Regions from separate parts of the Homo sapiens genome. Here region 2 is linked to region 1. A link is a contact called in ENCODE Hi-C or POLR2A ChIA-PET data. All regions are on one chromosome and are shown on one strand. The core of a region is the stretch at or near the end of the contact, and the rest is flanking DNA. Distances in the headings are between cores, read along the strand shown. Region 1 has its middle 11 kb from the start of NBPF1. Region 2 overlaps SDHB (succinate dehydrogenase complex iron sulfur subunit B).

What was found. A loop is a pair of places that touch in the nucleus more often than their neighbours do. ChIA-PET counts read pairs that join two places held with the same protein, here RNA polymerase II (POLR2A). Pooled maps may share reads with other maps.
Region 2: a loop to region 1 is called in a map of K562, with 4 times the contacts of the local background. The contact joins two enhancer-like sites. A Hi-C loop is called at or near these places in 12 of 168 maps with a recorded cell type or tissue (A673, GM12878, GM13977 and 7 more), 12 of 37 single-sample maps with no recorded cell type and 16 of 50 pooled maps. POLR2A ChIA-PET finds 5 or more read pairs at or near these places in 7 of 52 experiments (H1, HEK293, OCI-LY7 and 4 more).

The regions. Positions count from the first base shown.
Region 1 is chr1:16,621,318-16,627,376 of GRCh38, reverse strand. It overlaps the pseudogene CROCCP2. Among named protein-coding and RNA genes, the nearest start is that of NBPF1, 11 kb to the right of the region's middle. RefSeq lists a silencer at 2,286-2,355 and an enhancer at 3,036-3,546. Within about 2 kb of position 3,061, at least 11 of the 41 ENCODE cell types and tissues checked have a DNase peak (open chromatin) inside an H3K27ac peak, as active enhancers do.
Region 2 is chr1:17,027,766-17,033,824 of GRCh38, reverse strand. SDHB (succinate dehydrogenase complex iron sulfur subunit B) reads left to right here. Exons shown (of 8, transcript NM_003000.3): 3 at 680-765; 4 at 5,089-5,225; 5 at 5,960-6,059. Among named protein-coding and RNA genes, the nearest start is that of ATP13A2, 19 kb to the right of the region's middle. RefSeq lists an enhancer at 3,344-3,843. Within about 2 kb of position 4,809, at least 5 of the 41 ENCODE cell types and tissues checked have a DNase peak (open chromatin) inside an H3K27ac peak, as active enhancers do.

The sequences.
Region 1 (6,059 bases), core at 1,812-4,311:
CCTGGTCCCCGGCCCAGCATCTTGCTGGCTACAGGAGGTTCGGGCAGGAAAGTGACATGGGCCACCCACCCACCCTTTGTCCCACAGCCATAGACAACTAGAGCAGCTGGAAGGGAAGCGCTCAGTCCTGGCCAAGGAGCTGGTGGAGGTGAGGGAGGCGCTGAGCCGCGCCACGCTGCAACGGGACATGCTGCAGGCCGAGAAGACCGAGGTGGCCGAGGCGCTGACCAAGGTGGGTCCCTGTCTGCTGCACAACCACAAACCTACCTCTGACCCCCAGCCCCAAGCCTTGTCACTCTGGCACAGACTGGTCCCAGTGTCAGGCAGACCTCTGAGCCTGGTCACAGACTGACCCCTTCCTTCTGGATACAGGCTGATCTTTGTCACAGGCCACAGACCTCTGGACCTCTGGTCCCAGCCATAAGTGGACTGACCTCTCTTTATGGCCGTATCCCTGCTGTTCTGGATGCTCCTGGGGGCAGTGCCTATAGCTCAGGGTCATCCTGAGATTCAGCTCCTGGAGTCTGAGAGTTGTGGCCACAGCGCAGAGGGTCCTTGGCGGGGGGGCCTGCGCTGTCCGCTGCAGCCTGGGCTCTGAGCAGTGCTATCCCTAGACCTTACTCAGGGGATCCTCTGAACTCTGGCCCTGCCCTGCAGCTTGAGCTATTTTTGCACAGCTTTGCGGTGCATGGCTTTTAAATGGCTCCATAAGCAGCAGGCTTTCTGCGGTGATTTTTTTTTCCATCTCACGCCGTATCCCCTCCTTGTCTCCCCTCCCCTGTCTCCGAGGGTCCATCTCTCTGGGTCTCTTCTTGTCTCTCCTCACCTCCTCCCGACCTTTCTGCCCTTCCTCATCTCTTGGGGCCTGACCCTGCAGGGTGAGGCTGGCCGCATGGAGCTCGAGCTCTCCGTGACCAAGCTGAGGGCAGAGGAGGCCTCCCTGCAGGACTCCCTGTCCAAGCTGAGCGCCCTCAACGAGAGCCTTGCTCAGGACAAGTTGGATCTGAACTGCCTTGTCACCCAGGTACACTGTGCACCTGCGGGCCCACCTACCTTGCCCACCCGTCCTCCCCACTCAGTGAGGCACCCTGGGCCCGGCCCTGCACCTGTCTTGGCCCCTGCCTCCCTTTCTGTCTCTGGTTCTCTGTCTATCTCCGTCTGTCTGTCTGTCCTCTCTAGGAGTCAAAGCACCGACGCTCCATGGGCCCTCCTCATCTCCCCCTCCCCAGTGTCCCACACACCCAAGGGCACTGTCCCTCATTCCCTGGGAGCCTCCCCTGGGCTATCGTGGCTGGTGGGTGGGTGGAGGAGGCGTCCTGGTCCTGGGAGGGACGCCCTGCTCATGAGGCCCCACTCCTTTCCGGCCCACAGCTGGAGGAAGAAAAGGCCATGCTGCAGGGCCGGCAGCGGCAGGCGGAGCAGGAGGCCACAGTGGCGCCGGCAGAGCAGGAGTGGCTGGAGGAGCTGTGGTTGGAGCAGGAGGTGGCACGGCAGGGCCTGGAGGGCTCCCTATGAGTGGCGGAGCAGGCCCAGGAGGCGCTGGAGCAACAGCTCCCCACACTGCACCATGAGCTCAGTTGGCTGCAGGAGCAGCTAGCACAGGTAGGCCAAACTGTGTGTGGGGTGGTCTGGAGAGCATGTGGGGCAGGCCAGGCTCGCAGCCTCCTGCATCCAGTCCTGGGTTAAGTCACAGGCACTGGAGCCTGCTTCTGGGTTAAATCCAGTCCCACTTCTCCTAGCTGGGGACCTTGGACAAGCTGCCCAACCTCCCATACCTCAGTTGCCCCATTTATAACATGGGGCTAGCCGGGTGCAGTGGCTCACGCCTATAATCCCAGCAGTTGGGGAAGCCGAGGCGGGTGGATCACCTGAGGTCCGGAGATCAAGACCATCCTGGCTAACACGGTGAAACCCTATCTCTACAAAAAATTAGCTGGGTGTGGTGGCACGCGCCTGTAGTCCCAGCTACTCAGGAGGCTGAGGCAGGAGAATCGCTTGAACCCAGGAGGCAGAGGTTGCAGTGAGCCAAGATCGTGCCACTGCACTGCAGCCTGGGCAACAGAGCAAGACTCCGTCTCAATAATAATAATAATAATGATACAGATTAATAATAGGTGGAGACTTTTTAGAATTGGAATCTTAGACTTTTGGGAACTTCACATCTCGAAGAGACCTTAATGTTTCAGGGATCCAGGGACCTTCATGCAAGGTCCATCCTGGAGGGCCTGGGTTTCTGGGAGGTGCCTCTAGAGGATGGGGTAGGGAGTGCAGGAAGCAGGGTGCAAGTCTCCACCTTGAGGCCTGCTGAGCAGCTGCATTTGGGTCTGGTTTATATATTCAGCTTCTCTGCTTAGAGTAATACAAGGGTTCTGTTACTTCCAAAGCTGAGTGAGGACCCTCATTTTTCTTTTCTTTTTTTTTTTTTTTTTTTTTTTTTTTGACAGTCTTGCTCTGTTGCCCAGGCTGGAGTGCAGTGGCACGATCTGGGCTCACTGCAACCTCTGCCTCCGGGGTTTAAGCTGTTCGCCTGCCTCAGCGTCCCAAGTAGCAGGGACTACAGGCGTGCACCACCATGCCCGGCTAATTTTTGTATTTTTAGTAGAGACAGGGTTTCACCACGTTGGCCAGGCTGGTCTTGAACTCTTGACCTCAAGTGATCCACCTGCCAAAGTGCTGGGATTATAGGCGTGAGCCACCGTGTCCGGCCGGGCCCTGGTTTTTGTACACACGTGCATTGCAGATCTAGAGAAGGTCATGACTTGCCCAAGTACATATAGCACATCAGGGCAGACCCTGGGCTCGAACCCAGGCCTTCTGCCAGGACTGGGTTAGGCCCAGAGTTGGGGTACTGCACGATGAACAAGCTGGGGGATGCTGGGAGTGCTACTCAGTCTCTGGGTGGGAGCCAGCTCTCCTGGCAGCTGAGCAGGCGGGAGCAGGAGCTGGAGCAGGCCCGGTGGGAGGCCCAGTGACAGGTGGAGACGCTGGGGCAAGTGGCCCGGGAGAAGGAGGCGCTAGCCAAGGAGCACGCTGGCCTGGCTGTGCAGCTGGCGGCCTGCGGAGCGTGAAGGCAGGACCGTGTCAGAGGAGGCCACACACCTGCAGTAAGGCCTTGGGCTCTGCCCAACCCGCCCTGGGCGGTCCTCCTGGGGCCACGCCATGAACAGCCTCACCCAGGCACGGGCCCCCAGGGGCAGTTACTAAGGAGTCTGGCTTGCCAACTCGTCCTAGCTGTGGGCTCAGGCTTCCCCAGGGAGTGTGGGCCTGGCCAGGCAGGTAGATTGGCACTTGGCCCATGCCTGGCCACTCCCTGAGATCCACAGTTTCCTGGGGCCAGGGAGGCTGAGTCCCAGGGCCTCACGCACTGTATGTGCTGCAGCTTGGAGAAGGAAGCCCTGGAGGGCAGCCTGTTTGAGGTGCAATGGCAGCTGGCCCAGCTTGAGGCCCGCCGGGAGCAGCTGGAAGCCGAGGGGCAGGCCCTGCTGCTGGCCAAGGAGACCCTGACTGGTACGAGTGGCTGGGGACTTGGGGGGAACACCAGGTTCCAGCCCAGACTGCAACCTCCCAATGTCTGTAGTCTCACAGAAGTTGGGAGCACTGGAGTAGGAGTCTGGCTGGCCTGGGTTCCAGTCCTGTGCCACCACTTAGATCTCACCTTCCCTTGAGCAAGCCCCTTTCCTCTCTGGGCTGCAGATTCCTCAGCTGATGATTGGAGGTGGCAATGCCCACCTTCTAAGCCTGTTGCCAGGATGACATGGGAAAAGCGTGTAAGGCCGTGGCACGGTGCCTGGCTGAGTCAACAGTAACTGCTGTTCATCGGTCATCAGGCCTGTTAGTCTGAGTTCTCTGTGGTTTTCAGATGACTCTCTTGGCCCCAGAATCCGAGCCCCACTTCCCTGCACCGTTCCCCATCGAATCTCTGAACTCAGGGCTTCTTTCTGCTCATCTAACATTAACTAAGCACCTACTTGGGTCATGGAAATTAATTTTCCTGTCCATGTACACCTGAGCCAGACAGAACCAGGAAGGGAAATGCTGGTGGGTTTCCAACCCGGGAGATGGTTTTTAGATGATGGCTATACCATTTCCATTCCCTGTAGTCGTTTCCATTAATGCTGATAGTTAATGCTTGACAGGTATGTTCATGTCAGTCATTAAAGGAGATGCTTTATGTGTAGCTGTGCAGCTGTGGGAAGTTGCTGCTGATCTCCTCTGATCCTCCATTTCATCATCTGTTAAACGGGGATGAGGATAAACTACATAGGCATGTTATGAAGACAAAATGAGGTTATGTCTAAAATACTTAGCTGGGTGCTTGACGCATAGTAAGTGCTGAGTCAGTAATAGGGTTTTTGTTTGTTTGTTTGTTTTTGTTTGTTTGTTTTGAGATGGAGTTTCACTCTTGTTGCCCAGGCTGGAGTGCAATGGCGCGATTTTGGCTCACCTCAACCTCCGCCTCCCAGGTTCAAGCGATTCTCCTGCCTCAGCCTTCCAAGTAGCTGGGATTACAGGCACGCGCCACCATGCCTGGCTAATTTTGTATTTTTAGTAGAGACGGGGTTTCACCATGTTGGTCAAGCTGGTCTCGAACTCTCGACCTCAGGTGATCTGCCCACTTCGGCCTCCCAAAGTGCTGGGATTACAGGCATGAGCCACCGCGCCCAGCCTGTTTGATTTTTTGAGACAGAGTCTCACTCTTGTCGCCCAGGTTGGAGTGCAGTGGTGCGATCTGAGCTCACTGCAACTTCTGCCTCTTGGGTTCAAGCGATTCTCCTGCCTCAGCCTCCCAAGTAGCTAGGACTACATACGTCCGCCACCATGCCCAGCTAATTGTTGTATTTTTAGTAGAGACAGGGTTTCACCGTGTTGGCCAGGCTGGTCTTGAACTCCTTACCTAAGGTGATCCACCTGCCCCAGCTTCCCAAAGTGCTGGGATTACAGGAGTGAGCCATGGCACCTGGCCTAGGGTTGTTATATGTTTGACATCCGTCCCATTTGGGAGGCCTTCTCATCAGTCATTTTATGCCTTTAATGCCATTCTAGGTAGGCAGGAAAGGGGTCAGGGCCAGTGGGCCCATGTAGCAGATAGGGAAACTGAGGCCCAGAGAGGACAAGCCACTTCTTCAAGAGGACCCAAACTGGATGCCAGGCAGGCCCTCTGCCTCTGGGATTTTGCCCATATGGCTCAACTGGCCTAAGTCTGCTGGCCCAAGGAAAAATTTCAACCCAACCCTGCCCTTTCCCCCATTCCTCTCGTGCAGGGGAGTTGGCGGGCCTGCGGCAGCAAATAATAGCTACGCAGGAGAAAGCCAGTCTAGACAAGGAGCTGATGGCCCAGAAGCTGGTGCAGGCTGAGCGGGAGGCCCAGGCCTCTCTGCGGGAGCAGTGGGCAGCCCAGGAGGAGGACTTACAGTGACTCCAGCGTGAAAAGGTTCAGGCAGCTGGGGAGGGGTGGGCAGAAGTCTGAGCCAGTGTTTCATCATCGTTCTTGCTCTGCCTCGGTCTGTACATCTGTGAAATGGGACTCCCTCTCTGTTGTGGAGGCCCTGGGGACAGCTGGGAGGACTGGAGGGGTGGTGGGGAGGTTGTGGTCCTTATTAGACATTCAGATACCCAGGTCCCAAATCTGGTCCAGCCCTGGTAATCCTGATGCAGAGGGTCCACAACCACATTTGGGAAATGTTGACCTAATGCACAGCAGGAAAGCACTTTCATTTGCTAAGAAGTTTCCATATGAAGGGCCACGCAGACCTGAGCATGTAGAAAGGCAAGGGGCCAGGGAAGTTACTAGAACACTGACTCTGGGGTTATATTGCCTGGGTTTGAATCTAATCTTGGTCGCTTACTGGTGATGCTACCCAAGGTGTCTGTGCCTTCATTTCCCCACCTGTAGAAATAGGGATAGGATAGTGGAAGGTATTGAGGATGAGCTGAGACCATCTGCATAGAGGGCTTAACATAGTGACTGGTACTTAGCAAATGCTCCATGAGTTATGATTGCTGGCACTGGCATGCTCTCCAGAGTGGCCCTCAGAACAGGGGCCCTCAGCCACCAAATC
Region 2 (6,059 bases), core at 3,560-6,059, 400 kb before region 1:
CTCACCTCCAGCAATCCTGTGGGATGCAGGTGCTGCTCTCTGCACTCAGTGGATTAAATGCCTAGGCAGAAATTAAATCATTTGCCTGCAAGCTGGTAAGTGGCTCAGCCATGGTGCAGACCAGTCTCTTGGCTGCCAGGCCGGCACTCCAGGTCCCACGCCCAGGGATGCTCCGCTTAGTACCATGTCACTGCCCTTGTATGTTCTAGGAGGCTCACAGTGATTTGACTGGGGGACTGTGAGTGATTGGGTGTCTTTTATTCTCTGTACTATGTCTTCTCTTATGGTTATGTATTATTAATTACTATTTAAAACTATTGTCTACATCCTAAAAATCAAACTAAAATTTGAAATAAATTATTTGGAAAAACTTTGCAGGGAGCTTCAGAAGTAAAAAACAAAAACTCGGCCACTGTATGGAAGTTGTGTCATACTTGTCTACTACTACTTTAGCTTTCCATTTCCTAGAAATGTGTTTGCACTGTGATCATCAAAATAGAACTGTGCAGTACTTAAAATGTAAGAATCTGCAAAAACAAAACTACAGAACAAATTCCGAAGGTGACCTGAGAAGACCAAATGGATAAGCTAATACATCCAGGTGTCTCCGATTATATTATGATAAAGTGTAGGGAGGTTGAACGTTACATAAATACCACTGGATATTTTTCTTTGTTAGATGTGGCCCCATGGTATTGGATGCTTTAATCAAGATTAAGAATGAAGTTGACTCTACTTTGACCTTCCGAAGATCATGCAGAGAAGGTGAGCATTTCATTCCTGTTGGGCTCCAGATACTTGTGGTCTTCCAAAGAGGCTTGGGCTGGCCAAAGCTGATAGAGACATCTGGAAAACAGCTGCAGCTCTCTGCTGGGTGAACTTGCTGTGCAACCTAATTCCTTTTCTTGGGTAAATGCATCCAAAATTCTAACCATGGTGCAAGTTCTGGTTTCTGAGTTTACTTTCCTTCAGGAGCATTCTATCCTGTGGTTACTGCATCTGGCGGTCCCTGTGAGCTGCTCCACGCTTCAAGGCCTAGCTAGGACCTGCTGGCTGGCACCTTCCATGCTGCTGAGCTCTTTTATTAAGGGAGCAGTGGAGAGTTTCTGTCTGGCACTTATGCTTGTCCAGCAGGGGAGATGTGTGAGTCTCCCTCAGCTCCCAGCATGACATGTCCTTGGTAGCTGTGTTCTGGATTGGCTGGTACAGTGTCTCCCTCAGCATGTGGTTACTTGTGCTGCTGGTGCCACATGAGCCCATTTGAGGCAGTGTGCAGACTAACATTTTCTACATGAATAGCAATGTATTCATTTTCTGTATTAGAAAAATATAATTACTGCCGGGTGCGGTGGCTCACACCTGTAATCCCAGCACTTTGGGAGGCCGAGGCGGGTGGATCAGCTGGCGTCAGGAGTTCGAGATCAACCTGGCCAACATGGTGAAACCTTGTCTCTACTAAAAATACAAAAATTAGCCGGGCGTGATAGCGGACGCCTGTAATCCTGGCTACTCGGGAGGCTGAGGCAGGAACCCGGGAGGTGGAGTTTGCAGTGAGCCAAGATCACGCCACTGCACTCCAGCCTGGGCAATAGAGCGAGACAGTCTCAAAAAAAAAAAAAAGAAAAATATAATTACTAATGATGGTATAATAGGGATATAAGTGGTTTTTTAATGTGAATTTAAGCAAAACAAGTTAAAGAAAACCCAAGAGATACTTTAAAGAAAGTTGATTCAGGTGGTTCTCAGGTATAGCAAAAATTGCACAGGGTGCAGTGAAGACCGACTGGCCTGATGTCCGTGGAGCCAGACTGTGTGCCCGGCTCTGTTCTGTGCACTGGACATGAGGTAGATGACTGTGCTTATTATCTACCTTCAATTTAAAGGTGAGGCCCAGAGAGGGTAATGGACTTCCACAAGGACACATAGAGAGTGACTTGAGAGCCGGGAGTCAGCCAAAGCTGTCAGACTCCAGACTCCAGATCTGCTCTCTCAGGCACTGACTTGGCTTGGAACACCTGGGATAAAACAAAAGCAGAGAGTAGCTTGATTCTGTGAGGACACTGAGCTTTTTTCTAAGAAAACCTTAAAAAAAAAGGAAAAGCCAGTATTGATACCGGCCCATGGCTTTTTATCTGTTCAGCTGTACATTTCAAGCATTTCAAGTCTTTTAAGACATCTGTTTTGATTCAGCTAATCTTATTTAGCGTTGCAAATGCTGATGGATATTATGATAGTTCGGCTGAGTCCTGCTGTTCAGGGAACATTCTGCGGCAGTTAAACAGCAGCCTTCCCCATTAAGTCCTGGCAACACAGGAAAGGTAGATGCTTTTCAGTAACCTTTCCCTGTAGGACTCTTTCAGAACCAAGAACATAAGGTGTGACCCATCTGGACTAAAAAAAATAAAGCAGAATTGTATCAATTGCTACTCCTTTTTATTCCCATCTTGTTTTTCTTATTTTTTTTTTAATTCCCATCTTGTAAGAGAATTCCCAGGGAGCCTTTTTGAGAGAAAGTTCATTGGATTTATTTTTTTAATTTTTATGCCATTTCTTGTAAAAGCAAACTGCTCTAGTTGGATGCCAGGTATACATAAATGTATTGATAATATCCAGTCTCTTGGGGAACTCTAGGAGTATTTGCTTAAGACACATCTTTGGGTTCCCTTACACTCTTTCTAAGATTTACAGGAGAAGGAGAGTCTTACTGTCTTTTCTAGTCTTATGAAAGTGATAACCGACTGGGCGCAGTGGCTCACGCCTGTGATCCCAGTACTTTGGGAGGTCTAGGTGGTAGGCTAGCTTGAGGCTAGGAGTTTAAGACCAGCCTGGGAAACATAGACTCCCTTTCCATTAAAAAAAAAAAAAAAAAAGGTGAGGCCAGGCATTCAGAGGCCGAGGCGGGCAGATCACAAGGTCAGAGTTCGAGACCAGCCTGACCAACGTGGTAAAACCCCGTCTCTACTAAAAATACAAAAATTAGCCAGGTGTGGTGGCGGGCGTCTATAATCCCAGCTACTCAGGAGGCTGAGGCAGGAGAATCACTTGAACCCGGGAGGCAGAGGTTGCAGTAAGCCGAGATCGTGCCACTGCACTCCAGCCTGGGCGACAGAGCAAGACTCCATCTAAAAAAAAAAAAAGATGATAACCAGTGCAACTTTCTCAAGCAATCAGGTTTCTCTGACCTAATGATCTTCAAAAAACAGCTTCAGAGGACTGGCACTAGAGGTTTAGAGTACATAATCATTTTTAAATTCCAAAACACCCAGGAAATTTCCATATACAGGAAGTAGGTCCAGGCTAAGAAAATTCTCATGTCGGGGTCCTGGGTCAGCACGTTTTTTGTTTAGTTTGCTTTGCTTTGCCTCAGTTTCATATTAGTTCATTCTTCTCCTCTTTGGAAAGTCCATGCTGAGTCAGCTTTTGTGGATTTCATAGCCCCAGGGTACTATGCTGCGTATTTTATGAAGACAATAGAAGAAGCCTTACCTCTGTCAAGTGTAGTGGCTCAGGCCTGTAATCCCAACACAGTGGGAGGCAAAGGCAGAAGGATTACTTGAGGCCGTGAGTTAGAGACCAGCCTGGGCAATATAGTGAGACACCTGCTCTACAAAAAACAATTATTTTTTTCTTTTTTTTGAGATGGAATCTTGCTCTGTCACCCAGGCTGGAGTGCAGTGGCGCGATCTCTGCTCACTGCAACCTTCTCCTCCTCAGTTCAAATGATTCTCCCGCCTCACCCTCCTGAGTAGCTGGGATTACAGGCACCCACCACGACTTATATTTTTAGTAGAGACAGGGGGTTACCATGTTGGCCAAACTGGTCTCGAACTCCTGACCTCAAGTGATCTGCCCACCTCAGCCTCCCAAAGTGCTGGGATTCCAGGTGTGAGCCACTTCACCCAACCTACAAAGAATTTTTTTGAATTCGCCGCACATGGCGGCATGTGCCTGTAGTCCCAACTACTCAGGAGGCTGTGGTGGGAGGATCGCTTGAGCCCAGAAGTTTGAGGCTAAAGTGAGCTACAGTGAGCTATGACTCCACCACTGTACTTCAGCCTGGGTGACACAGCAAGACTCAGCCAAGAAAAAAAAAGAAGAAGAGCTATCTCTTAATAATCTGTATCCAGGTCACTTCAACCTTAAGATGACCAAGACAATGTTGATTTACTTTACTTTTGGGTATTGTGTCTGTTAGATTTGTGTTCAAATAACAGTGGCTTTAAAAAATCTAGGTTTCCAGGCGTGAGCCACCACACCCACCCCTACTCAGGAGGCTGAGGCAGGAGAATCACTTGAACTGGGGAGGCGGAGGTTGCAGTGAGCCAAGATCGCGGCATTGCACTCCAGCCTGGGCAACAAGAGCAAAACTCCTTCTCAAAGAAAAAAAAAAAAAATAGGCTTGACGGGTGTGTGGTGGCCCAGACCTGTAATCCCAGTGCTTCGGGAGGCCAAGGCAGGCAGATTACTTGAGCCCAGCAGTTCAAGCCCAGCCTGGGCAACATAACAAAACCCTGTCTCTGCAAGTCTCGTCTCTACAAAAAATACCAGAAAATTAGCTGGGTGTGGTGGGCTACTTCTGTAGTCCCAGCTACTTAGGAGGCTGAGGTGGGAGGATCACTTGAGCTCAGGCATTGAGGACTGCAGTGAGCTGTGATTGCACCACTGCACTCCAGCCTGGGTGACAGAGTGAGACCCTTTCTTTAAAAAAAAAAAAAAAAAAAAAAAAAAAAACAGGCTGATTTTTCTTCAAAACACGTGACACATGGAGCTAGAACTGCTGTGGAAACTCCATGGTGCCAGCAGCGCCCAGGCCTCTGGCCTCCTCCAGTGCCATACTTGGCATGTGGCTTCTAACCTCAAGGTTGCCACATGGTCATAGAGTAGTTTTTGGAACTCAAGCCATTAGAACCACATTCGAGGCAGGAAGAAGGAAGGAAGGGAGAAAAGCCAACAGGCACCTCTGTCAGAGGAATGTTGCATGTCAGTGCTGCCCCTGATGGCACAGCAAGGAGGATCCAGAAGAAAGTATTTGGGGCAGGACTGATTCCGGATATGGGTGAGGATGTGTTAAATGTGTGTCTCTTTCAGGCATCTGTGGCTCTTGTGCAATGAACATCAATGGAGGCAACACTCTAGCTTGCACCCGAAGGATTGACACCAACCTCAATAAGGTCTCAAAAATCTACCCTCTTCCACACATGTATGTGATAAAGGATCTTGTTCCCGTGAGTTTCTGCATCTCTCTGGTTTTGTTTTTATTTGCATGGGGGGCAGTGCTATGTGTGTTACGCTATTAGTTTTTCAGGGCAGGATTTGTTTGAGTATTTAAGGCTCCTCTTCTAGTCAGATAGTAAATAGATGGGACTGTTTCCTATATTATGGCAGGAGGAGGACCACAGTGTCACTGAGAGATTAGGAAAATCTCCAGATCTGAGACAGTGTGGCCAGAGTTTAATTAAAGAATTTGAATGGCAGAAGATAAACGCCTAGAAAATCCTCCAGCAGCTCATTTGGTGAGGTTTGTTTGAGAATAATGGGGCACAGAATTTTAGAATTGGAACATTCCCAGAAATGAATAATTTGGCCATAACTACAAAGAAATCATGTGGAAAATGCCAGTTGGGAAAGCAACAGCTGTTTATGAGTCCCACTTTAATTTCTACCTCCCTATATTTGAACACCTTTGCTGACGTGGTGTTTTCAAGGGCAGAAAGGACTGTGGGATTGGCAGGTTTCCCAAGTAGGTGAGGGAGAGGTTTCCTAACCATGCTTAACATTGTGACCATTTTTCCTTTTGTAATCTTTGCATATATTCATGACAAAGGAAAAGAGTCTGGCTTCTGCCTGGCATAGAGTGGACGAGTAGTCAGTGTCCAAGAAATGGGGTAAATAAAGCTGAGGTGATGATGGAATCTGATCCTTTTCTTCTTCTTCTTCTTCTTCTTCCTCTTAACCACAGGATTTGAGCAACTTCTATGCACAGTACAAATCCATTGAGCCTTATTTGAAGAAGAAGGATGAATCTCAGGAAGGCAAGCAGCAGTATCTGCAGTCCATAG